2 separate regions of the Homo sapiens genome follow, and region 2 is linked to region 1. The links are chromatin loops, found by intact Hi-C in ENCODE. Cell type or tissue: GM12878. All regions are shown on one strand. Links, peaks and the distances in the headings refer to the core of each region. The heading gives the core; the rest is flanking DNA.

What was found. Peaks named below come from ENCODE experiments on the same cell type or tissue, not always from the same donor. Only the 100,000 strongest peaks of a DNase experiment are listed, where the experiment ranks them.
Region 2: a loop joins it to region 1, with 2.9 times the contacts of the local background. A loop is called at or near these places in 5 of 110 quality-filtered maps.

The regions. Positions count from the first base shown.
Region 1 is chr2:191,559,234-191,569,820 of GRCh38, forward strand. No RefSeq gene overlaps it. Among named protein-coding and RNA genes, the nearest start is that of NABP1, 110 kb to the right of the region's middle. RefSeq lists an enhancer at 4,771-5,970. In GM12878, for the core only: a CTCF peak has its summit at 7,209 (motif pointing right); a DNase peak (open chromatin) is centred at 7,213.
Region 2 is chr2:191,751,718-191,764,702 of GRCh38, forward strand. No RefSeq gene overlaps it. Among named protein-coding and RNA genes, the nearest start is that of NABP1, 80 kb to the left of the region's middle. RefSeq lists an enhancer at 9,790-10,383. In GM12878, for the core only: a CTCF peak has its summit at 7,390 (motif pointing right); a DNase peak (open chromatin) is centred at 7,394.

The sequences.
Region 1 (10,587 bases), core at 2,571-10,570:
GAGATTTTAAGTGCCTTGTCTATCACTGATACACAGTAGGCATTCAACAAATATAAATTTCCTTAAAATCTAGCATTAGGTTTAGTCTTTGGATTCTTTATTTAGTCCTCCTTAAATATATTTAGTTCATTCTTTCATTCCCTTTTTTTTTTTTTTTTTTTTTTGAGACAGAGTCTTGCTGTGTCACCCAGGCTGGAGTGCAGTGGCACGATCTTGGCTCACTGCAACCTCTGCCTCCTGGGTTCAAGCGATTCTCCTGCCTCAGCCTCCCGAGTAGCTGGGATTACAGGCATGTGCCAACAGGCCTGGCTAATATTTTTTCTGTAGAGACGGGGTTTCACCATATTGGCCATGCTGGTCTTGAACTCCCAAGTTCAAGTGATCCATCTGCCTTGGCCTCCCAAAGTGCTGGGATTAGGGGTGTGAGCCACCATGCCTGGCATCTCCAAATATTCATTGATGGTTTACCATGTGCCACACCCAGCACCAGCCCTAGGGGTACAGGGTGAATAATAAGTCCCTGAACCCAAAGAACAAGTCTGGTGACTGACAGTGTTAGTGACATCACAGAGAAATGTCTGCTGATTGGAGGGATCAGATCAGGAACCTGTAGGAAAGAGTGGGAGACAAAGAGTCAGAAAAGGGTTCAAGGTAAATCAACGGGGTTTGCAGGCCCCTCAATCTGCTTCTCATTGTAGCCCGGAGCGGGCCTCGGTACCATCCCTGTAGCTAGAGACTAAGTGGGGAATGGCATCCCCTCCCTAGCTGTGGCTCTAATCCAAGTGTAGTGATGCCTTAGAAACTGCTGCCTGAAAACAAAGAAAAAGAAGAAAACAATAACCATAATGAAATAAAAGCCTTAAAGTGAAAGAAAAACAAAATGTCATGATTTGTGCATTTTTCTGCAAAACCGATTTGTTCTGTGGTGGAAGATAGAGTCTGCATTTGATTTCTACAAGATATGCAGTAATGGGTTATGTACTCCAGGGAAAAACTATTCTTAAGGGAGTGAGAACGTGATGGATTCACTTCCTTGGTGAGGTTTACAATATGTGGCAGTTTTAGTGCGAGCAGGTATTTGGTCTATAAACTTGGAGAGCCAGGCATTAGTGGGAGCTCGTTTCTAAATGAAGAAGAATGCAGCTCTCCCTCTCACTCTGGTTATTAGTCCTTCTGGGGATAAACAGGAAGATTAAGTGTTTTCTTGATGTTGTGTTTGCCTGTCACAGTAATGTGCACACACCCCATTGGCAGCACCTTTACGTGGCGCCGCAGACTTGCTATTTTTGTTGGAAGGAGTTGTTCATTGAGAGGCCTGGGTCTCATTCCGTGCTGAATGGCGTTGGGGTTATTTCCACTCTTTGTTCAAATGCTGCCTCTCGATTAGATGCTCTACGATTAGCTGCTTTGCAATTAGAAACTGGATCTGTGAACATCCAGTTTCTTGGTCCCCGGAGGACATTTCATGTCCTCACTCCTCAAAGCCTGCTGTTCTGCTTGTTGCAGTTTAAATGGTGCTAAAGAGAGGCCAACCTGCCAGCCAGCTGGCTTCCCGGAGGACCTTGGAGGCTGCCCGCGCTGGGGCTGCTGGAGAACTGCTCGGCTGGGCACGTGTGGGGAACTTGAATTGTCATCTCTGTGAGAAGTGACTTCATTCTAGGGGGCTTATTTGTGTTAACTAATCTCTTAAAACACTGGCTGGCTGATAAATTAAAATGCCAATTTATTTATTTACTATTAGAAATATACTTGCTAAGCAATATATCTGTGTCAGCCATTCAGTTTGTTCTCTTCACACAAATAAAGCCTATTTGGGGCCGGGCAGGGTGGCTCACACCTGTAATCCCAGCACTTTGGGAGGCCGAGGTGGGTGGATCAGGGGTTCGAGACCAGCTTGGCCAACACGGCGAAACCCTGTATCTACTAAACATACAAAAAACAAAACAAAACAAAAAAACTAGCTGGGCGTGGTGCCAGGTGCCTGTAGTCCCAGCTACTCCGGAGGGTGAGGTGGGAGGATGGCTTGAGCCCGGGAGGCGGAGGTTGTAGTGAGCTGAGATTGTGCCACTGCACTCCAGCCTGTGCAACACAGCGAGACTCCATCTCAAAAAAAAAAAAAAATCTATTTGGGAAACCAAATTATAGATCATATATTTTGTAGTGAGGGAAAAAGAGACTCCTGTACACTGCTCATTGGAATATAAATTGAGACAAGTTTTCTGGGCGGCAATGTTTTATTATTATGTGGAGCCTTTCCATTGGACAAGCATAATGGATTCCTCATTTGTGTCTCCTATCATTACTTAAAAATGTATTTGGTGGTGGAAGCTTCCCCTACTCACTGGCTGAGAACTTGGATGCCCCTCTGTTCTGCTTGCTCTTGGGGAGTAGATTGGCCTATGTTCTAAGCCACAAATGCTGGCTTGATTCAGAAATTAAGAGTATACAATCCAAGCTATTAATCAAACTTCAGTCTTTTTTTTCACAGGTAAGACGTTTCCTTTCCTTGTCCCACCTGAGGTCTGTGTTCAACGGGGCACCTGTTCTTTGCACCGTGGTTTTGGTCACCTTCTCTCACTCCTTTCTTTCCCTCTTTCTCCTTGTTAATTGCATCTTCTGGCCTCTCAGAGGATGGGACACAGCAAAGGAAGAAGTCACTAAGCCTGTGGTGGGAGATACCATGCTCCCCTCTCTCTGGTGATGGGCAGGCTGTCACAGCATGGCTTAGCTGAAGACATCACCTCCCAAATCCACTTCTTCCACACTCAGCACTTGTTTAGTCTTTGCCTGAGTGATCTAAAGTAGAAAGCCTAGCTTTTTTGTCTATCTTTTGAACATTTTGTTCAGGCACCTAACTTCGGTGTGGAACATCTATTGCATGTATTTTACTTTGTGTGTGTCTGTCATGTATTTCCTCAGCCTAAATTCCTAGAACTGGAGTTGTTATGCTCATGAGTGTTAGTAAACCTAGCAGTTAAGAGTGTGGGTTCTGGAGACTATTGTTTCCAAGTGGCAGGGTCAAACTTTAGTTTTAACATCCTAAAATGTTGTATATGCATTGAAAACTTTAAAGGTTTTCATAACAACAGCAAATACTTATTTGGAACTTCTACTAAGTTTAATTTTTCAACAATCCTATGAATTATGTGTTATCATAATCTCCATTTTGCAGATAAACCAAGGCAAAGAAAGACTCAACAACTTGCCTAGAGTCACACCAATAGAAAGGAATAAATCTAGGATTCCATCCAAACTGTCTGCCTCCCATTCTAGGAAATCAGTCTGAGGAAATAGTAAGATACACTAAATAATATAGCTGGATTTTAATTGCAATATTTCTGATAACTTGAAAAAACTGGGTACAACTTACATATTTGATAGTAAGAGATTGATTAAATAAACAGTGGTATCTTAATATGCTTGAATCCAAAGACTTTAAACACGTATTTTAGAGGAATAGTCACATACGAACAATGCATAACTAATGTAATTGCTCTGTCACTCAGGCTGGAGTGCAGTGGCACGATCTCAGCTCACTACAACCTCTGTCTCCCAGATTCAAGCGATTCTCCTGCCTCAGCCTCTCAAGTAGCTGGGATTACAGGCATGCACCACCATCCCTGGCTAATTTTTGTACTTTTAGTAGAGATGGGGTTTCGCCATGTTGGCCAGGCTGGTCTTGAACTCCCGAACTCAAGTGATCCGCCCATCTCGGTCTCCCAAAGTGCTGGGATTACAGGCGTGAGCCACAGCGCTCCACCAACATATATTAATTTTATTAAAAAACTGTTAGAAATACAATATAAAGAAGTCAAAATGGGAAACTGGTTTGCAAGAGAAGATTGAGTTAGAATTGAATTTGAAGTGAAAAAAATCTTTTTAAGAAGGTGATTGGTGAAATGGAGTCAGAACAAAAAGTTGAATAACCTTAAGGATGGTCCATTTGAGCAGTTAAATCCCTGAAAACACTATTCCATTAGAGGGTGACATTAGCCTGCTATCTTCTTGACACAATATATGACCTAGAAAGATTTGGGGAAGAGATACAATTTTGAAATTTCTTTTTGTTACATAAAGGCTACATTTTCCATCTAAAATGCTCTAGTTTCTTCTAGAGAATGCTGATATATAAAGGGGAGGAAGATAAAAAATTTGAAATAGAAGTTTAGCAAGAAAAGAAGATAAGTTTGGGAAGACTTGTAGATAGAGCATGAATAGAGTGCAGTTTGATGTGGTGTGGTTGATCGCAAAGGAATCCCAATGTTGTCTGCAGTGTGGCTTAGTGTACCCTGTAGTCATAAAGTTCATATCCATTGAAAACATCAGGACTAAAATAGGTGTTTCATGTTAAGACCTGGACTTGGCTCTTCCCAGCCAAAAGCAGGTGGTCTTTGTACCATTCATCGCTTGCCATTTGCAAAACTTTGTAAGGTACATTTGGGGATAGTGGGGGTGGGAGGCAGGTGGCGGTATATGCAACATTTATCAAACCTCCAGAGTATTAAGAGGAAAGGTGGTTTCAGAAAAAGAAATCCTTTACATTTCTTCCCCATTTTGACAAAATCCAAACTAAAGCTTCAGTTATGTAGACCCTCTCAGATCTGATATCTTTTCAGGATATAAATAGTACATGTAAGAAAGGAAGTAGGGTAATTATTATAAAATTAGAGAAATATATTTAGTCAGTCAAAATCCTGAGCTGCTTTGCCATTTAAAATTGTGTGTAAAGTTTAGAACTCTCGTTGATCGGACTGTATCATAAAACTGAAAGTGTGGAGAACAAAGACCTCAGAATTCTTGCTCGGCTTTAGAGGATCATGTTCAGGGAGAGGACTCTAATTGAAATGAGGAGTAGATACCAATGGATATTTTACTGTCTATAATGTCAATTGTACAGTTTTGAACTCCATTGTGGGGAATGTCAATGGTCCCTCACTCGTCCAGGGTAACCAAGAGATGAAGAGTTGAGGGGAAGCACTGTGGTGCGGCTTATTGTGGCTGTTTAGTGGTGGTATTTCCTGGAAGGCAAGTTAATGGTGAAATGGAAGGCCCTTTCCTTTTATGTCCCTTTTGGTCTGATATTTTCCATTGTTGACTGCAGGTTGAAATAGCTCAAAATAAAAACCAGAAAATAAAAGCTGCAAGTAAAAACTTCATTTTGCCTATGCCAAATAAAATAGAAAAACTGGACTTCTGGCTTTTCAACATCGATTGCTGTGGGTACTATGGAAGATTCTTCGAATCAGGCACTTCTGGAGAAATTCATGATATGTAATCAAGAAATAACCATAGCCTAGAAGCTGATTTTTTAAGGCGAGCTTCCGTGTTCGTGTTTTCTTCTCCCCTCCTGTTTTGGAGGATTAGATGTAAATGCTCCTTTGTAAAGTTACCCCATCACCTGTTCTCTTTAGCCCATCCTCATGTTTCCCACTGACTTTTATCTCTGGCTTCTCTTTGTCCATGGGAGCTTTTTTCTCTGCCCATAAACATACTCAAATCTACTTTTTTCTTTAAAAGCAACCATCCATCCAGCCCAGAAAACCTTCCCTCAATCTCCAACTCTTTTACTGCCTCTCCTTATCTTGCTTGAAGTCTAAATTCACAGAAGTCTAGTCTGACTTTTTTTCCTATGGCTTCACCTTTCACTCTCTCCCAAGTCATTTCCAAACCAGCTTGCATAGTCACCTCTCTACTAAAGGTAAAAAATGACCTCAGATATCCCATTTACATTCTTTCTGAGTTCTGAGGCATTGACATGTGAATCTCTTCCTCTTTCTTGGAATTCTCATTCCTGGGTTTTGCTTTTTCTTAGTCCTTCTTGCTGGCCCAATCTTCTTTGGACTGTCCTTGGAATCTGGTGTTTTCCAGGTTCTGCCCTCTCTCTCTTCTCTGGCTTTCAGATAATAGCGTGGCATTTATTCATTTCTGGTACTATGCTAAAACCAGAGACACAAGGATGACTAAACATCACCACCTATTAGGAATCTTTGGACACATTAACATTCCAGAGCCTCAATTTTCTCATATAAAAATGGGTCATAAATACTTCAGGTCCAGACCTACATTTGCAATTCCTCATGGTGCAGCCCTGGTTACGAGCCTAACGTGACCAAAAACAAATGCTCAATATCCCCCTTGCACAATCTTTTCCTCTCTCAATAATTCCTCCCATGGCTAATGGCAGTAACATTTCTCTAGTCTAGACACAAGCTAGAAACCTGGGAATCATCCTTTGTTTCCCTTTCCCTCAACCTCTACATCCAATAAATCTCCAAGCCTACCACTTGTCTATCAGAAATATTGCTTTAAAACCTGCCACTTCATTGCCCCACCCAGACCTCATCATTTCTCCCCTGGCCAATACTACCGTAGCCTTTGTTCTCCTTTCCTTCTTCTAGGTTCTACACCGACTCCAAAATTCATTCTCCACAATGCTGCCAGAGTGACTGTTTAAAAGTAATACTTTGATCACATCTTATCTGCTCTAAAAGACTTCAGTGGTTCCTGCTGTCTATAGGATAAAGTTCAAGCATTTGTAAAACACTTCCTGTTTTGTCCACAACCTCCTTGTATGGTCTCACACTGAGTCCTCCTTCCTTTACCCAGTCACCTCTTATTTTAGCCACAAGGGTTACTGCACTTTCGCCAAGAGGAGTGAGGTCCCTGTGCTACGGTTTATGTTGTTCCTTCTGTTTGCAGCACTTTTCTCCTATTCCCCCACATGGGGACATCCTCCTGGATTTCAAAACATGTTCCAAAGTCCTCTTCTTCCCCGAGGCCTTCTTTGAGCCTTCTCTGGAGGAATAAGTCCTTCTCTATTCTTTCTGTGCTCACACAACTTTGCTTCCCTGTTCTCTTTGCCACCTTATCAGATCGCATTCATAGATGTGAGGGTTATCTTATCTGCTTATTGAGCAAGGACTGCACCTCAGGCTTTTGACCATCCCAGGAGCTTATCATGGTTCCATGGCCAGAACTCAACAAATATGTGTAGCAAGAAGCGAGTAATAAAAAAAAAAAAAAAAAGAAGAGTGCAGAATGCCAGCAGGTCCAGGGTTATATGGCAAAGCCAGCCTTGTGTTGGTCTGAACACTAAAGCAATGTTTCTTTTTGTTACCAGCAGATCCCAGAATATTCACCACTTCAATCCTATATCCTGTGACCCTCAACCTAGAGTCAAAGGAGCAAAGCCATGAAGAGAACCATTTTGTCCACATGGGGGCAGCACAGGCACTTCCACAATCGTATCCGAGGTCCCCAGGTTTCTCACCTCAAGGGTCCATTTATAGCCAGACCCAACTTTTCCTTGCCTGAGGTCCAAACTCAAGAGGCTTCACGTCTCCTCCGCCACCTTCTTCTGGGCTATAGAAGGCATTAATTTTAAGGTGATTTTAAAAAACCATTTATGGAGGTTCATCATAAATTGCTTGCCCCCAGGCGCTGGAGTAAGTTTCAATCATTCACCGTGTTCCTGAATAATGAAGAAGCTTCTCCACCGAAACAACGCTATCATACACCCAGACGGGCAACGCCTTTTTCTGTGGGTCCCTAGAAGTGTTTGTTGAGCTCTAAGGGGAGTCAGATCCAGATCTCATGCTCCCTGGAGTTTATGCTGGTTGGAGTGGGTGATTACTCCCAGGCCCAGGGGTAGCACCAGCATACCTAGCATCCACAGTCATATTAACTTTTCCACAAGGATTTTCTTTCTACTGCATTCCTACTTTTAAGAGCAGGCAGCCACAGCTGTGACAGTTTGCCATTCCTCTCCACTTGTTTCCAATAATGCCTCTTTAGTTACTTTGTGAAAAGATTCTCGACTGAGATTTTTCTTGCTTTCTATCTTCTAAAGTGTTTATTACTAGAAGATTCAACTTTCAGATTCTCTGAAGAAAATTCTTTCCTAGGAAAGGTAAGAGGTAGAAGAGGTAGCTAAAATTAGTTTCTTTTTTGGCTCTGCAAAAGCAATTGCAGCAATGGCAATAGTTGGCTGCAATAACTTAACAAATGGCTTCAGAAATGAGCTCTTCACTGGAATTTGAAAGAGCTCTCAGTGAATCCTGTTTTATAATTACTGCCTGATTCTAATGGGACACTCTAAAGCTTGAGTGTCTCCCAGTTTCATTCCTCAGGTGAGCCCTCTGGTTAACTTTGTCCAATTTGACACATCGGCACTGAACTCTCACCCGCAGTTTATGGGCTGATGACTGTTTAATTACACCTGCCAGCCTTCAGCAATCTCAATGATTAAGAATTGCAATACTGTGTCCTATTAATCTGCCTGGATTCCTTTCCATCTAAGGAAGTCAAAGAGTTTTTTGTTAATTTTTGATATACTTAGTGGAACTTGATAGAGAGCGTCAGAAGAAAATAGAGTTAAGAGGATGGTAATTGACCTCGCCAGGATCATTCTAAGTCAGCAGCAATTGGGGTAAGAATTTGGAGATTTGGGCAGCCTTTTTTGTTTAGTTAAAATTAGCTTTGGCCATAAAATCTAAAGCACACTATCATTATACAGGTTCGACTTGTCTTTGCTGTGTGTCTGCATATATTCATGAAATACTTCACCTCCACAGTTAGCACTTTCCATCTCTAAAATGCGGAGAGCAGGTCGGGCACGGTGGCTCATTCCTGTAATCCCAGCACTTTGGGAGGCCAAAGCAGGCGGATCACCTGAGGTGAGGAGTTCAAGACCAGCCTGGCCAACATGGTGAAACCCCGTCTCTACTAAAATACAAAAATTAGCCAAGTGTGTTTCTCGCTCCTGTAGTCCCAGATACTCAGGAGGCTGAGGAAGGAGAATTGCTTGAACCCTGGAGGTAGTGGAGGTTGCAGTGAGCCGAGATTGCAGCCACTGCACTCCAGCCTGGGCGATAAAGCGAGACTCCATCTCAAAAAAGAAAAAAAAGTGCAGAGAGCACAGGAGAGCTGGACCAAAGTTTGCCTACAAATTTCCAGTAAATCTTGGAGATCTTCATCTTTTCCAAACAACAGGACCCACCAAGATTACAGAAGAGTCTGTGGCTAAGGAATTTAGAAATAGAATGTTATAATTTATACTTTTCCTAAGAAAGTCTTTGTTGTAAATAAGGTTGCATACTCCATTGACATGGAAAGAAAAGGGGAAGGAATGAGGAATGTCAGTGATCCAGAGTCTAATTAATGTTGCCACCAATTTTTGCATAATTAACAGTACATTTCTATTCTTTAATAAAATTGATAAGATTCTACCAAGTTCATTGTTTCTGAAAAGTTGGGAAATGGGAGGTGGCCCTGGGGGTAGGGAGGAGAAAGGTGATTATGCAAGTACATGCCTCCCCCAGATTGATCAGGTAACATGCACCTGCTAATGGGGATAAATATTAGGAGATGAGGAAATGGATACAAGTAAATGCTTTCTCCAAAAACAAAGAAACCAAACTAGTGACCATAGGCAGAACTTGCTTCTAATGTTTGCACTCTGATACTGAAAGGTAACTGGACCTATGCATAAAATGTGACACCAATCTGATCATCTAGGTAGCCTGAAGATAGTATGTATTTTGGGGAGACTATTCTATTTCTAGTGCCCTGGAGGATTTCCCAAATTGTTCAGCTAAATGTAGGTTTAATTACCTCTTTACCATCACCACTCCATTACTGCCTCTGAATGATGACTTTGTGCATTTTTCACTTAAGGGTAATGAACTGCTCTCTTAATATGGTTCCATCATTCAACTTTGTTCTAGGGAGTTTCTTTATAGACAATTTTTATTTTAATCAGAAGTGAATGGGACTATTGCCTTTAAAGTGGACCATCTGTGGGTTTACCAGGAAATTTATTAACTTTGATCTTTATTCAATTTAACTTTCTGCCAGAGCTTCCAGTAAAGTTCTTTCAAGCCTGCAGAAAGCAGAGCTCAGAGCTCAGAAAGTGGGCTCTGTGGGAGGGGGAGAGGGGAGGATAAGAGAAGGGAGTGTATGGATACAGACTGCAATCCCAGTTTCAGCTGAGGTGGCAGTGGGGAGCTGGGAACATTATTCTGGAAGATCCTGGAGCAAGTCCTCAACTTGACTCCAGTTCGAGACTCCTCTGGGCTAGCAAGGTAATATATATGTATTTTTTTAAGAGATGGGCTCTTGCTCTGTTGCCCAGGCTGGAGTGCAGTGGAGCCCTCACAGCCCACCGCAGCCTTGAATTCTTGGGCTCAATTGATCCTCCCGCTTCAGCCTCCTGAGAAGCTGGGACTACATGTGTGTACAACCATGCCCAGCTAATTTATTTTTATTTTTGTTTTTGTTTTTTTGTAGAGATGGGGGTCTCATTCTGTTGACCAGACTGGTCTTGAACTCTTGGCTTCAAGTGAACCTCCCACCTCAGCCTCCCAAAGTGCTGGGATTACAAGCGTGAGCTACCGTGCCTGGCCTAGCAAGGTAATTTTAAACAGACACTGCCTTACCAATGATACAGCCTCAAAAGCCCTGATGCCAGCCTGAGCTGAATGTGATGAGCGTGAGGACTTATCCAGGCACTACCCACCTCTGCAACAAAACAGGGAGACAGGTGGGGAGTATCCACAATGCTGTGGATGGATTGGGCAGCAGGCAGAA
Region 2 (12,985 bases), core at 2,909-10,908, 190 kb after region 1:
GCTTAACCTGGGTAATTGTACAGAAGGAAAACTTTCTGGGTATTTGTTGTTGAATAATGTAGTTTATCCTGCCGATTGAAAAATATCCAAACCAACACAAAATTGAATTTAAATTGTTTCCATATTAAGATCAATGGGACCATTTTTTAAGTTCACTGTGGTTTCCTTTAAATGCATTTCAGCTCTTTCCATAAAAATGGCTCATTTGGCAATTGAAGGAAGGTAATTTGATTAAAATGACTAACATTCAAATAATCAAGATAGTAAAAAAAAAATTCATGTGTTTCATAAAAAGCCTCATGGTACAGTCCAATTCTTGGAAATCATTAGCTAATGTTCTGATGATCAAATAATAAATACATAAGTGGATTAAAGAAACATAAATGCAAACTCATCTAAATTTAATTTACTTTAGCTAAAATCTACATACACGTTTGAATATTGAATATTAATGATGTAAATATTTTAGGGAGAAAGCAGGAGTTTGAGAATAAACATAATACATTAATTATAAGTTTCTAAGAAGTTGTCCCCAGGTATCTTTTATTCTTTACTCTTGGCTTTTGGTGGTACATTGCATACAAAATGACACTGTAAAACTCTCTCTCTCTCTCTCACTTTGTTTCCCCTAATCATTTTTTTTTTCCTCTGAGCAGATAAAATCAGTTTAGAATGTGTACTCATACTTGCTGAACCCTCTTCTCCTGGGTCTTGGGGAGAGAGTGTTTTGAAGGATACCCATGGATGGTTCTAGAAGCACAAATTATGAAGAAGGAAGAGAACTTTCCATGTTCCCTTTTATTCTCCATCTAGAAGACTAAGCCTTTCTAATTATTTTTCAATTTACAATTTATACCATACCTACTATAAAGTATAATTTAAACTTACAATAGAGGGCATATATACCCTAAGACCATGAACATAGAACTAGAAAATCAATGTGTGAAGGAGAGAAAAAGCCTACTAATAACTTGGGTTAATACCATTGCAGTGCGAATATTGAAGCATGAACTCTATATGTTATTTTCCAATTAGGTGAATTTGTGGATCTGGGCCTGCATCTAGATTAGGTCAACAAAATGAATGTTTTATTAAAGTTTTTTGGGGGGATACAAGTAAATGAAAATAACATTTAAGGGCAAATGAATTGTTTTGTGTTTTATTTTCATTGCCTATATTCACACAAAATTATTTGTACCTGGAAGAAAATTTATGTCTTTAATGAAAGGGCTACACTTGGCCTGGGAGTGGGAATAGTTATTTTCACAGGGTACTTTCTGTCTGGTGGTAAGATTCACTTAAAAATTCAATTGACTTGAGAAGTTCCTTGATATTTAATTAGATCAGCAAGGAGTAGCTATAATGCAGTCCTTCTCAAATTCACCTAGTGAAGTGCTAGAATAGCTAATGAAAGTGAATACTCATCTCCTGCCCTCCTCACCTCTGATCTCTACATCCTGTACCAGGTGTAGGGGCAGAGATCAAACGGGCTTACTTTATGTACAGTTAAATTTTTATCATTAACATTCACTCAAAACTTACATTCTATCTCATAAGATATCTGCCATTCTCTTGATGTTGATAATATCTTTTAATTTGACATCTAGTAATATTTTAAAAGTGTACCATGTTTACTCTGGTGCTTCTCATATCTTCAGAATCACCTTCAGTTCCCCCGAGGATACTCATACCACAATTGGAGGATCATTGTCTTGAAGGATAGTTCCATCAAGCTGTGATGATTTTGTAAAATGCTCTTTTTAACCCCAGGGATGGTGCTATCCTGGGAAATAATTTTCTGGAAGTACTTGGCTATGTTGGAGACACAAGGAACCATTTATCTCCGGAATCATCCTTTTCAACACTTGTCACTGCAGTTCTTCTGATTACATCATTTTTTTCTGTTCTAGTCTCAAAACTTTACAGTTACTCTACTACAGGTTTATGATTGCTTCAGGGATACAGAACTCTAGAAATTGACCTTGCTTTACTGTCTTAATCATTTTTTTCCCTTCAACAACAATAACAAAAAATTATTGAGTTTCTTTTATTTCTAGGGCACACTCCTAGGGAAACAAAGAAGTACAAGGCATAATTCCCGCTCTTAACCTACCTTCTATAGTAGAGAAGACAGATTATACGCCTGGAAAAATAAATAATTATAATAGGTAGCAAAGCATAAATGTTATATCATTTAATTTATTGTTTAATTCAACAAATGTATTCTAAATGCCTACTCTTGGCCAGGCATTGGGCAAAGCCATGGGGGAGATCCAAAGGAGAATAAGATATTCTTACATATGAACATAATCTAGTGTGACATAATTAACATAGTAATTAATGTAGTATGACCTACTATGGAAGCACAAGAGGGAGTGGCTAGCTCCTTTGGAGAATCTGTGGAAGTGAGAAGGTTGTCACTGTTTCTCTGGGTGCATCCATTGTATTTTGGCACCACTTTCTTTCTTTTCCACAGTCCATCACAGGAATAATTCTCTCCCCACTTTCTTGGGACTTTGCCCTCTCTTTGGACAGGTTCGCCTCTTTGCTTTCTTAGCTATCAGGCTTGGGCTACTGAATGGGAATTTCGCCAGTGCAAATACATGAAACCGGAACTCTGTTCTCCAATTGTCAGTGCTGCCAGAAGTCCTTGAGACATCTCATATATGTTCCCTCTTCTATGCTCAACAGCAGCTAGTACAAAGTTTCACAGTTTCCCTCAATTAAGCCTCAGCTCCTCCATCAGCAGATAATGTCTCCTTTGCTTCACAAAGAAAATGTTGGAGCCATTAGCATGCAATACCATCAATTTCTTGTCTTCCTTCTAAATGTTCATGCTCCCAGCTCAGAGTCTTTGACCCAGTTGTTCTCTTTACCTGGATCTCTCTTTTCCCTGATACCTGCATGGCTAACTCACCTTTCTTTTTATGTCTTTGGTTACTTGTCATCTTTTCAATGAGGCCCATCCTATTTAAAATCCTATTCTACTCTCTCCACACACACAGTCTAGCCCCCTTATCCTGTGGCAAACTCCACTTTCTAATGTACTCTATAATTTGCTTATATCCTATGTCTGTTCTTTGCTGGAATATAAATGTCATTGGGGTAGAGAACTTTGCTTCATTTACCATTGTAACCTAAGAACATAGATAAGTATTAGGCTTATTGTATGTGTTCAATAAATATTTGTTAAATGAAAGTTGCATCTCTACACATTTTAACATTCTTTTCTCCTATCTAATAAAAGAAAGATCCCTTTTTCTGTTAAGAATAATTCCTCTTACCTCTGTTCCACTTCCTATTCTCTCTAGATTTTTAGGGATGTAGGCCCACCAGTTACCCAACCTCTTCATCTTTCTTGCTCTTCTCCAACAATACATACATATTTTTTCAGTCTCTCATTAAAAAAATCATCCTCTCCAGTCTACATCCTTTTTCTAGACACCCTACAATTAAACCTCTTAAAAGGAGGATCCTCACTTATTGTGGCCACAGCTTCACTTCCCGTTCACCCTTTGGCCAATTTCAATTTGACTTTACTATCTGATGGTCAGAAGAATTGTTTCCTTGAGACGTATCAGTGACCTTCTGTTAAATCAGGTCCCCTCGTGGGGGTCCTACATCACACACAGCTTCCTCCATACCGCATTCTATTGGAATCAAGGGCTTTTTTGTCTTACCAACTGGACTTTTATTTTTTCACACATTCTTTTTTTTATGTATTCCATCAGTAACTCTTTTGAATGTTAACATGTACAGACATGAAAAGAGATCCTGAGGACCTACTGGCAAACTCATACAAAGGTTATGCTGCATGCAGTTTATAGTCTTATGGAAGAAGCAGGCATTAAACAAATAAGCCAATAAACACTTGGAAAAATCAGAACTTTCATCACTGTTTTGAAGAAAACTTACATGGGTGCTGTAAGAGTGCTTAATCAGAGGATTGGACTTTGACAAAAGACTTGAAAGAGATTTCCCTGGGAATGGAGTATGAGGGCTGAGAAGGAAGGCAGATCAGGAGTCTGTTAATCAAAGATGCATGCATGATGGGAGGAAAAGCACAGTAAAGAAGTCCTGAAGTTGGAGGGAGCATGGAAGCCTTGAGAACAAGAGAAAGCTAGTGTGGCAGGAGCCCAGAGGAGTAGGGGAGCAGAGGCACAGGTGAGGCTAGTGACGTAGCTAGAAGGCCACATGACACCATGATTTTTAGAACAGGTTAAGGATTTGGGTCTTTAATACTAAGAATATGTGGATGTCTTTATGATGGTGGCTATATCTTTTCCATATCTTTACCTCAAGCCATTAGTTCAGGGCAAGCATCAGCATAGAATCTCACTATATGTTTATCAAATGGAGGACATTTGAACTTTCCTTCCTTCTTTCTTTCTTTGTCTCTCTCTCTGTCTCTCTCTTTCTTTCTTTCTTTCTCTCTCTCTTTCTTTCTCTCTCTCTATCTCTTTTTTTTTTCTGGAGACAAGGTCTCACTCTGTCACCCAGGCTGGAGTGCGGTGGCATGATCATAACTCACTGCAGTTATCTCCTGGGCTCAGAGGATCTTCCTGCCTCAGCCTGCGGAGTAGCTGTGACTACAGGCACATGACACCAAACTCTGCTATAATATTAATATGTTCCCCTATAGACACACACACACGCACACAAACAGAGAGAGAGTGTGTGTGTGTGTGTGTGAGAGAGAGAGAGAGAGAGAGAGAGAGAGAGAGAGAGAGAGAGATTGGGGTCTTGTTATGTTGCCCAGGTTGGTCTGGAACTCCTGGCTTCAAGTGATCATCCTGCTAAAGCTTTGGAATTATGGGTGTGAGCCACTGATCCCTGGCCCTGAAGTAAGTCTTAAATTGTGAATATGATTGGCCATGAAGAACAGGTGAAGGAGATTTCTTTGCCAAGGAATCAGTGGTTAAAGAAACACAGAGGTATGAAAAAATATATTTTGCATTGGACGTAGAGCAAGAGGTTCAACATGATTAAATAGGTGGTGGGAGCCATGCAGAAAGAGATTAGACATGAGGGGACACAAGGGGAAAGAGATCAAGAGTACCGAAAGAAATGTTACAGAATTCAAGGGAGGCTGAGATCACTGGGGGCCAGAGCAGTCAGGAAAATCATTTCAGAATTGTAGCATTTTCGAGGTTTGATGACGATCTAAATTTGTTTGAAAGGATAGCTAGACCTTAGACAGGCAGAGAGATATGGGAAAGCATTCTCAACACGGGAAATGAAATGAATTATGGCTCAGAGGCCAGAATATACTGGAATTCTTCCTTTTCTAGTAAAAGCTGTGTCCCTCTTTAACCTTTATGCATGTTTCATCATTTTTTCCTCCTTCTGGTCCATTTCCCATAATGAATTGTGTGGGAAAAAAAGTCTTTACCAAAAATTTGCCTAAATCTTAAAAAAAAAAAAAAAAAGAAAAAAACCTAAAGAGAGCATTTTACTTTTGCTAGGTATTTAGTTTGACTGAAGGTGACTTAGAAAAAAAATGGGAGAAGTGACCATTTTTGTTCATAAATGTAGACTAGCTAATATATTTCGAGCTGCATGGTATTTTGTTTATTAAGCTCACTGTCAGCCTTTTGTGTTGCCAGCTGAAGTACAGTAATATGATTTTGTTCCAAATTTTACACTTTGCCAAAGGTCTGTTTCTCAGCTGCATTTTGGGAACAGCTGTCAGCCCCAAGCAATCTGATTGCTTTTCATGAATGATAAATCACTTCCCTGTATGCTGATTTGTTTAGGTACAATAGGAGGAGACATCTTTCTGCCTAGTTTGTTAACAGAGGAAATGGTAGGATGAGGATGGAGTGGGAGAAGTGAGAAAGAACTAGTGGGCATTTCCTTAGTACTTAATGTCCAATTAATGTTCATTTCATTTTGATTGAACACTGGGAAGAAATAGTCTTTATTAGCTGTTCTGAAGGCAGCAGAAAAAACCAATGATCCTTTCTTTATTAGGAGCTGTTATTAATTTACCACTGGACTTTCTGTTTGAAAAAAAAATTGATTTTCTTGGATCAAACATTCTTCTGTTTAAAAAATTGCCCATACAAGTTGTAAGGGTTAAAAGTGTGTTAGAAGTTAGGAAGAGATACCTCAAGTTTCATTAAAGTATCCAATTAGTGAGATTCAGCAGTCCATGAAAATATTTATCACATTCCCAGCTCAGCTAAGACCCTATCTGCTCCAATTTTCCTTGCACAGAAATCACAGAAATCTACATTTGCTGCTTCACATTCTAGAGAAACAGGTGAAAATGGAGGGGGAGGGAGCATCTCATTTTTCAAATGTTATGTTTGCTGCTTGAATTTTAGTTTTGGAAACGGATTTTGAGGTGAGAAGAAAGGGAATTCAAGTCTTTCCTTTGCCTTGAAGTTTGTTCATAATGGTGTTGTCTCTGTTTCTGGTGAGCTACTGTCAACTCCTATCTGGGAGAGATCCTGCCAGGTCTTTTCCTTGAATATAAGAAAATATATTTTCTTATATTCCTTGAATATAAGAAATATATTTTCTTATATTCCTTGAATATAAGAAAATATATTTCTTATATTCCTTGAATATAAGAAAATATATTACGTTTTCTTATATTCCTTGAATATAAGAAAATATATTACGTTTTCTTATATTCCTTGAATATAAGAAAATATATTATGTTTTCTTATATTCCTTGAATATAAGAAAGGAAATTTGCAAATTAAAGATTTTTGCTAAGAACAGAAAGTGGCCCACAATGGCGTCATATTATGTTTTTGGCCCTCAAATTGTAAAAGTGTTCCTCTTCATTGGAAGCAGGCCTTACTGTGTACCCTGTGCTCTCAATTTCTGTGTGTCCCTGGCCTCTATAGGGCCGCTTGGGGGCTGGCAGCCAGGCTGGCTCGATGCAATCAGATGACACTGAAAGCCGATTGGAATCATTCCTCAGCTCGATGTCAGCAGGCCGGGCACTTAATGCAGGATGCACTTTTATTTTAATAAGTAATTTATTTAATGAGCCGACAATGGCAAAATGTCAAATGTAGAGACTTCGAGGATGAATAACACAATTGCAAGGAGCAGGAAGTCTACTAGGCTTGCAATATTCGGTGCCTTCAGAAAGGACATTCCTTGAGCTGGTTTCAAAATCAGTTGGCAACTGATCTGAAAAAGGATCTTTGCCATTAGTCTTGATAAAAGTAATGCTGCCCACATCAAGTTTTTAGAGTTAGTAATATGAGAATGGCAGGTGCCAGGTGTAGAGTGTGGGGTAGCATGGGGGGTGGTCCTATTTTGAGAGGAGAGTGAGGCAGGAGGCATACAGCTGGCTCCACGGAACATGCTTCCACCTGCCCATCTAGTCAGTGTGAGGAAGGGCGAGAGGAGCAGACCCCTCCACTAGGTGGCAGTGACTCGGTTTCGCTATCAATTAGGGAAGTGTCCTGGGGTGACTCACTTTAGACTCAGATATTAGTTTTCTCATGTTAAACAGACGGACCTGAATTGGAAGAGGTTTACCTTCCTTTTCAGATACTGAGATAGGATTTTTCCTAACATAATATCCTCTCCAGTGTACAAGTTGTGCTCATTAATTCCTCACTGCTGGCTCTGATTGGCTATGAGTTCAAATCCTATGAAAGTGAGGTCAATTAACCTAAAGATAGACTACCAAGGTTTATAGTAATTCTATTGATCCAACCTTAATTTAATAATTATCTATTGAGTACCCACTAGGCAACAGACACTATTTAAGTCAACAGACATATAGCAATGACACCACAGGGTTTTAAAAAAGTCCCTGTTATCCTAAAGCTAACTTTCCATTAGCTTATTGAAAATGATATTTTTCAATGTGAAGGAGCTAACTCACATTTGGAATGGGTGTTCCTTCTAGGAGTCCGTATCAAAATTATCATTTGTATTTTTTGCCCGATGGGAAGTTGTATTGTGAACTGTGCTATGGCTGATGTGTTTATCTGGCGTATTCTTCAGTTATTCCAACTAGTTTCTATGTCCTATTTTAGAATTTAATTAAAATTCATGTGGTTTCATTCTTCCCTTCTGACTCTGGAGGGCTCTGCAATATGCTTGTAATCCTTTCTAGGCCCACAGCAAGGAGGAAAACCTGTTTCTACTTGAAGTTGGGGTTCTGTGCTGAACTTGTTCTGTGTTGTCTCCCTCCTGGCAACGGTACGTAACTGTGAGATACTGATTTGCGCACAGTGCTGTCTGGCTTTGCTTCTAAAAGGAATAATGTGCATGGCTGGTCTCTGATTGATGTGTGGGAGCTGCCATTTGGGGGCATAAAACACTTTATTTTCCATCCTGCTTAGAATTCTAAGGCTCAATGGCCAACATCTGCCATCCTTCACTTTGAAATTTTTAAATTACCTTTTAAAAAATGATTATAACAGTAATATTATTTATTATTAAAAATTTAGCAAATATAAAAAGTGTAATGAAGAAAATAAAAATAACTCATAATCCAATGGCTCTGAGTTAACCATCATTAGCCTTCTATTTGCATATATTTTATAATACATGCAGTTTTAGACCCTGTTTATATTTTGTCCTCAGCAGTCTATTGTGAGAATAGTCTCAATATTATTAAAAATCTTTAAAGATCAAATTTTAATGGCTGCATAGTATTCAATCATATAGTTTTATCACAGTTTATTTAGCCAATACCTTGTTGTTGGATGTAGTTTCTAATTTATTTCTCTTTAAAAATACTGTGGGTAATAGTCATATGATATATTTTGAATCTCTAAGTAATTCCTTAGGAAAAATTTTGAGTAATAAAATTATGGGATTAAATGACATGAACTTTCTAAGGCTTTTGACACATGTCACCTAATGGTTTGGAAACTGTACTCTTGCATTCACATTTCAGAAAATGCATTCACATTTTAGAAAAATCTTCGGCAATTTATCAGGCAAAAGAAGTATCTCACTCTTGTTTTCTTTTCTAGTTGTTAGAATTCTAGTGAGATTGAACATGTATTTCATGGGTTTATTGGGCATTTATTTGTTTTTTTATTCTATGTGTTGTCTCTTTTTTTTCTATTGATGTGTGCCAGAAAGAATATGGGCTCTCAAAGATGTCCATAATCTTGTCCCTGAACATGTGAATATATTTGCTTACATGGCAAAATGGACTTTGCAGATGTGATTAAATTAAGGACCTTGAGATGAGGATATTATTCTGAATTATTTATGTGGAGTCGTTATTGGAGGGAGACAGGAGAGTTAGAGTCAGAGCAGGAGAGTTGACAAAGGAAGCTGAGGTCACAGGAGGGTGATCTGAAATATTACATTGCTGGCTTTGAAGATGGAAGAAGAGGCTGTAAGGCAGGAAAGGCAGGTGGCCCGCAGAAACTGGGAAAGGGAGGGAAAGGATTTTCTCCGAGAGCATGGAACAAGCTAGCCCTGTTGAAATCTTGACTTTAGCTCAGTGAGAATGCTTTCAGACTTCTGACGGCCAGGAATGTAAGAGAATAAATTTGTGTGGTGTAAGCCACTAAATTGGTGATAATTTGTTACAGCAGCAGTAGGAAAGAAAACACAGAATGTTCTTATTTTTTATTGATATGTGAATATTTTTATATGCAGTAGTCATTAACTTGTCATATATATTGCAAAATTTTTTTCAAGGTTGCCATTTGCTTTTAAATAATTTTATGGTGTTTTCTGATACAGAGTTTTGTTGTTAACTTTTAAAATATCCTTGATGTTATATTAGATAAGCTTTATTTCAGTGATATACAAATTTTAAATATTATGCAGTTAAATCTATGTATCTTTTCCTTGGTGACATATTCTATTGCTTTTAAATCAGTTTTATATTCACCAGTGTTACTTCCAACATTTTTATGGTATGTGATTTTTCATTTATCATTCTTCATTAAGTTTTTATATATTTTTAGTCCTATTTCAGGACTATCTAGTCTTTCCTATTAATCTGTCAAGGCCTGTGCTATTACCACATCATCTAAATTATTGTAGTTTCATAAAAGTTTTTATGTCTAGTAGCTAAATCCTTATTCATTACTCTTTTCTTTAATTTTTTAAAAGCTGGTCTCAATGTTTTATTTTTCTAGATGAATCTTAGAATCACTTAGACAAGTTGAAAAATTTTATTTGAGGGGGAGGAGCCAAGATGGCCGAATAGGAACAACTCCGGTCTACAGCTCCCAGCCTGAGCGACGCAGAAGACGGTGATTTCTGCATTTCCATCTGAGGTACAGGGTTCATCTCACTAGGGAGTGCCAGACAGTGGGCGCAGGCCAGTGAGTGCGCGCACCGTGCGCGAGCCGAAGCAGGGCGAGGCATTGCCTCACTTGGGAAGCGCGAGGGGTCAGGGAGTTCCCTTTCCGAGTCAAAGAAAGGGGTGACGGACGCACCTGGAAAATCGGGTCACTCCCACCCGAATACAGCGCTTTTCCGACGGGCTTAAAAAACGGCGCGCCACGAGATTATATCCCACACCTGGCTTGGAGGGTCCTATGCCCACGGAGTCTCGCTGATTGCTAGCACTGCAGTCTGAGATCAAACTGCAAGGTGGCAGCGAGGCTGGGGGAGGGGCACCCGCCATTGCCCAGGCTTGCTTAGGTAAACAAAGCAGCCAGGAAGCTCCAACTGGGCGCAGCCCACCACAGCTCAAGGAGGCCTGCCTGCCTCTGTAGGCTCCACCTCTGGGGGCAGGGCACAGACAAACAAAAAGACAGCAGTAACCTCTGCAGACTTAAATGTCCCTGTCTGACAGCTTTGAAGAGAGCAGTGGTTCTCCCAGCACGCAACTGGAGATCTGAGAACGGGCAGACTGCCTCCTCAAGTGGGTCCCTGACCCCTGACCCCCGAGCAGCCTAACTGGGAGGCACCCCCCAGCAGGGGCACACTGACACCTCACACTGCAGGGTATTCCAACAGACCTGCAGCTGAGGGTCCTGTCTGTTAGAAGGAAAACTAACAAACAGAAAGGACATCCACACCAAAAACCCATCTGTACATCACCATCATCAAAGACCAAAAGTAGATAAAACCACAAAGATGGGGAAAAAACAGAACAGAAAAACTGGAAACTCTAAAAACCAGAGCGCCTCTCCTCCTCCAAAGGAACGCAGTTCCTCACCAGCAACGGAACAAAGCTGGATGGAGAATGACTTTGAGGAGCTGAGAGAAGAAGGCTTCAGACGATCAAATTACTCTGAGCTACGGGAGGACATTCAAACCAAAGGCAAAGAAGTTGAAAACTTTGAAAAAAATTTAGAAGAATGTATAACTAGAATAACCAATACAGAGAAGTGCTTAAAGGAGCTGATGGAGCTGAAAACCAAGGCTCGAGAACTATGTGAAGAATGCAGAAGGCTCAGGAGCCGATGCGATCAACTGGAAGAAAGGGTATCGGCGATGGAAGATGAAATGAATGAAATGAAGCGAGAAGGGAAGTTTAGAGGAAAAAGAATAAAAAGAAATGAGCAAAGCCTCCAAGAAATATGGGACTATGTGAAAAGACCAAATCTACATCTGATTGGTGTACCTGAAAGTGATGGGGAGAATGGAACCAAGTTGGAAAACACTCTGCAGGATATTATCCAGGAGAACTTCCCCAATCTAGCAAGGCAGGCCAACGTTCAGATTCAGGAAATACAGAGAACGCCACAAAGATACTCCTCGAGAAGAGCAACTCCAAGACACATAATTGTCAGATTCACCGAAGTTGAAATGAAGGAAAAAATGTTAAGGGCAGCCAGAGAGAAAGGTCAGGTTACCCTCAAAGGGAAGCCCATCAGACTAACAGCGGATCTCTCGGCAGAAACCCTACAAGCCAGAAGAGAGTGGGGGCCAATATTCAACATTCTTAAAGAAAAGAATTTTCAACCCAGAATTTCATATCCAGCCAAACTAAGCTTCATAAGCGAAGGAGAAATAAAATACTTTACAGACAAGCAAATGCTGAGAGATTTTGTCACCACCAGGCCTGCCCTAAAAGAGCTCCTGAAGGAAGCACTAAACATGGAAAGGAACAACCGGTACCAGCCGCTGCAAAATCATGCCAAAATGTAAAGACCATCAAGACTAGGAAGAAACTGCATCAACTAAAGAGCAAAATAACCAGCTAACATCATAATGACAGGATCAAATTCACACATAACAATTTTAACTTTAAATGTAAATGGACTAAATGCTCCAATTAAAAGACACAGACTGGCAAATTGGATAAAGAGTCAAGACCCATCAGTGTGCTGTATTCAGGAAACCCATCTCATGTGCAGAGACACACATAGGCTCAAAATAAAAGGATGGAGGAAGATCTACCAAGCAAATGGAAAACAAAAAAAGGCAGGGGTTTCAATCCTAGTCTCTGATAAAACAGACTTTAAACCAACAAAGATCAAAAGAGACAAAGAAGGCCATTACATAATGGTAAAGGGATCAATTCAACAAGAAGAGCTAACTATCCTAAATATATATGCACCCAATACAGGAGCACCAAGATTCATAAAGCAAGTCCTGAGTGACCTACAAAGAGACTTAGACTCCCACACATTAATAATGGGAGACTTTAACACCCCACTGTCAACATTAGACAGATCAACGAGACAGAAAGTCAACAAGGATACCCAGGAATTGAACTCAGCTCTGCACCAAGTGGACCTAATAGACATCTACAGAACTCTCCACCCCAAATCAACAGAATATACATTTTTTCAGCACCGCACCACACCTATTCCAAAATTGACCACATACTTGGAAGTAAAGCTCTCCTCAGCAAATGTAAAAGAACAGAAATTATAACAAACTGTCTCTCAGACCACAGTGCAATCAAACTAGAACTCAGGATTAAGAATCTCACTCAAAACCGCTCAACTACATGGAAACTGAACAACCTGCTCCTGAATGACTACTGGGTACATAACAAAATGAAGGCAGAAATAAAGATGTTCTTTGAAACCAACGAGAACAAAGACACCACATACCAGAATCTCTGGGATGC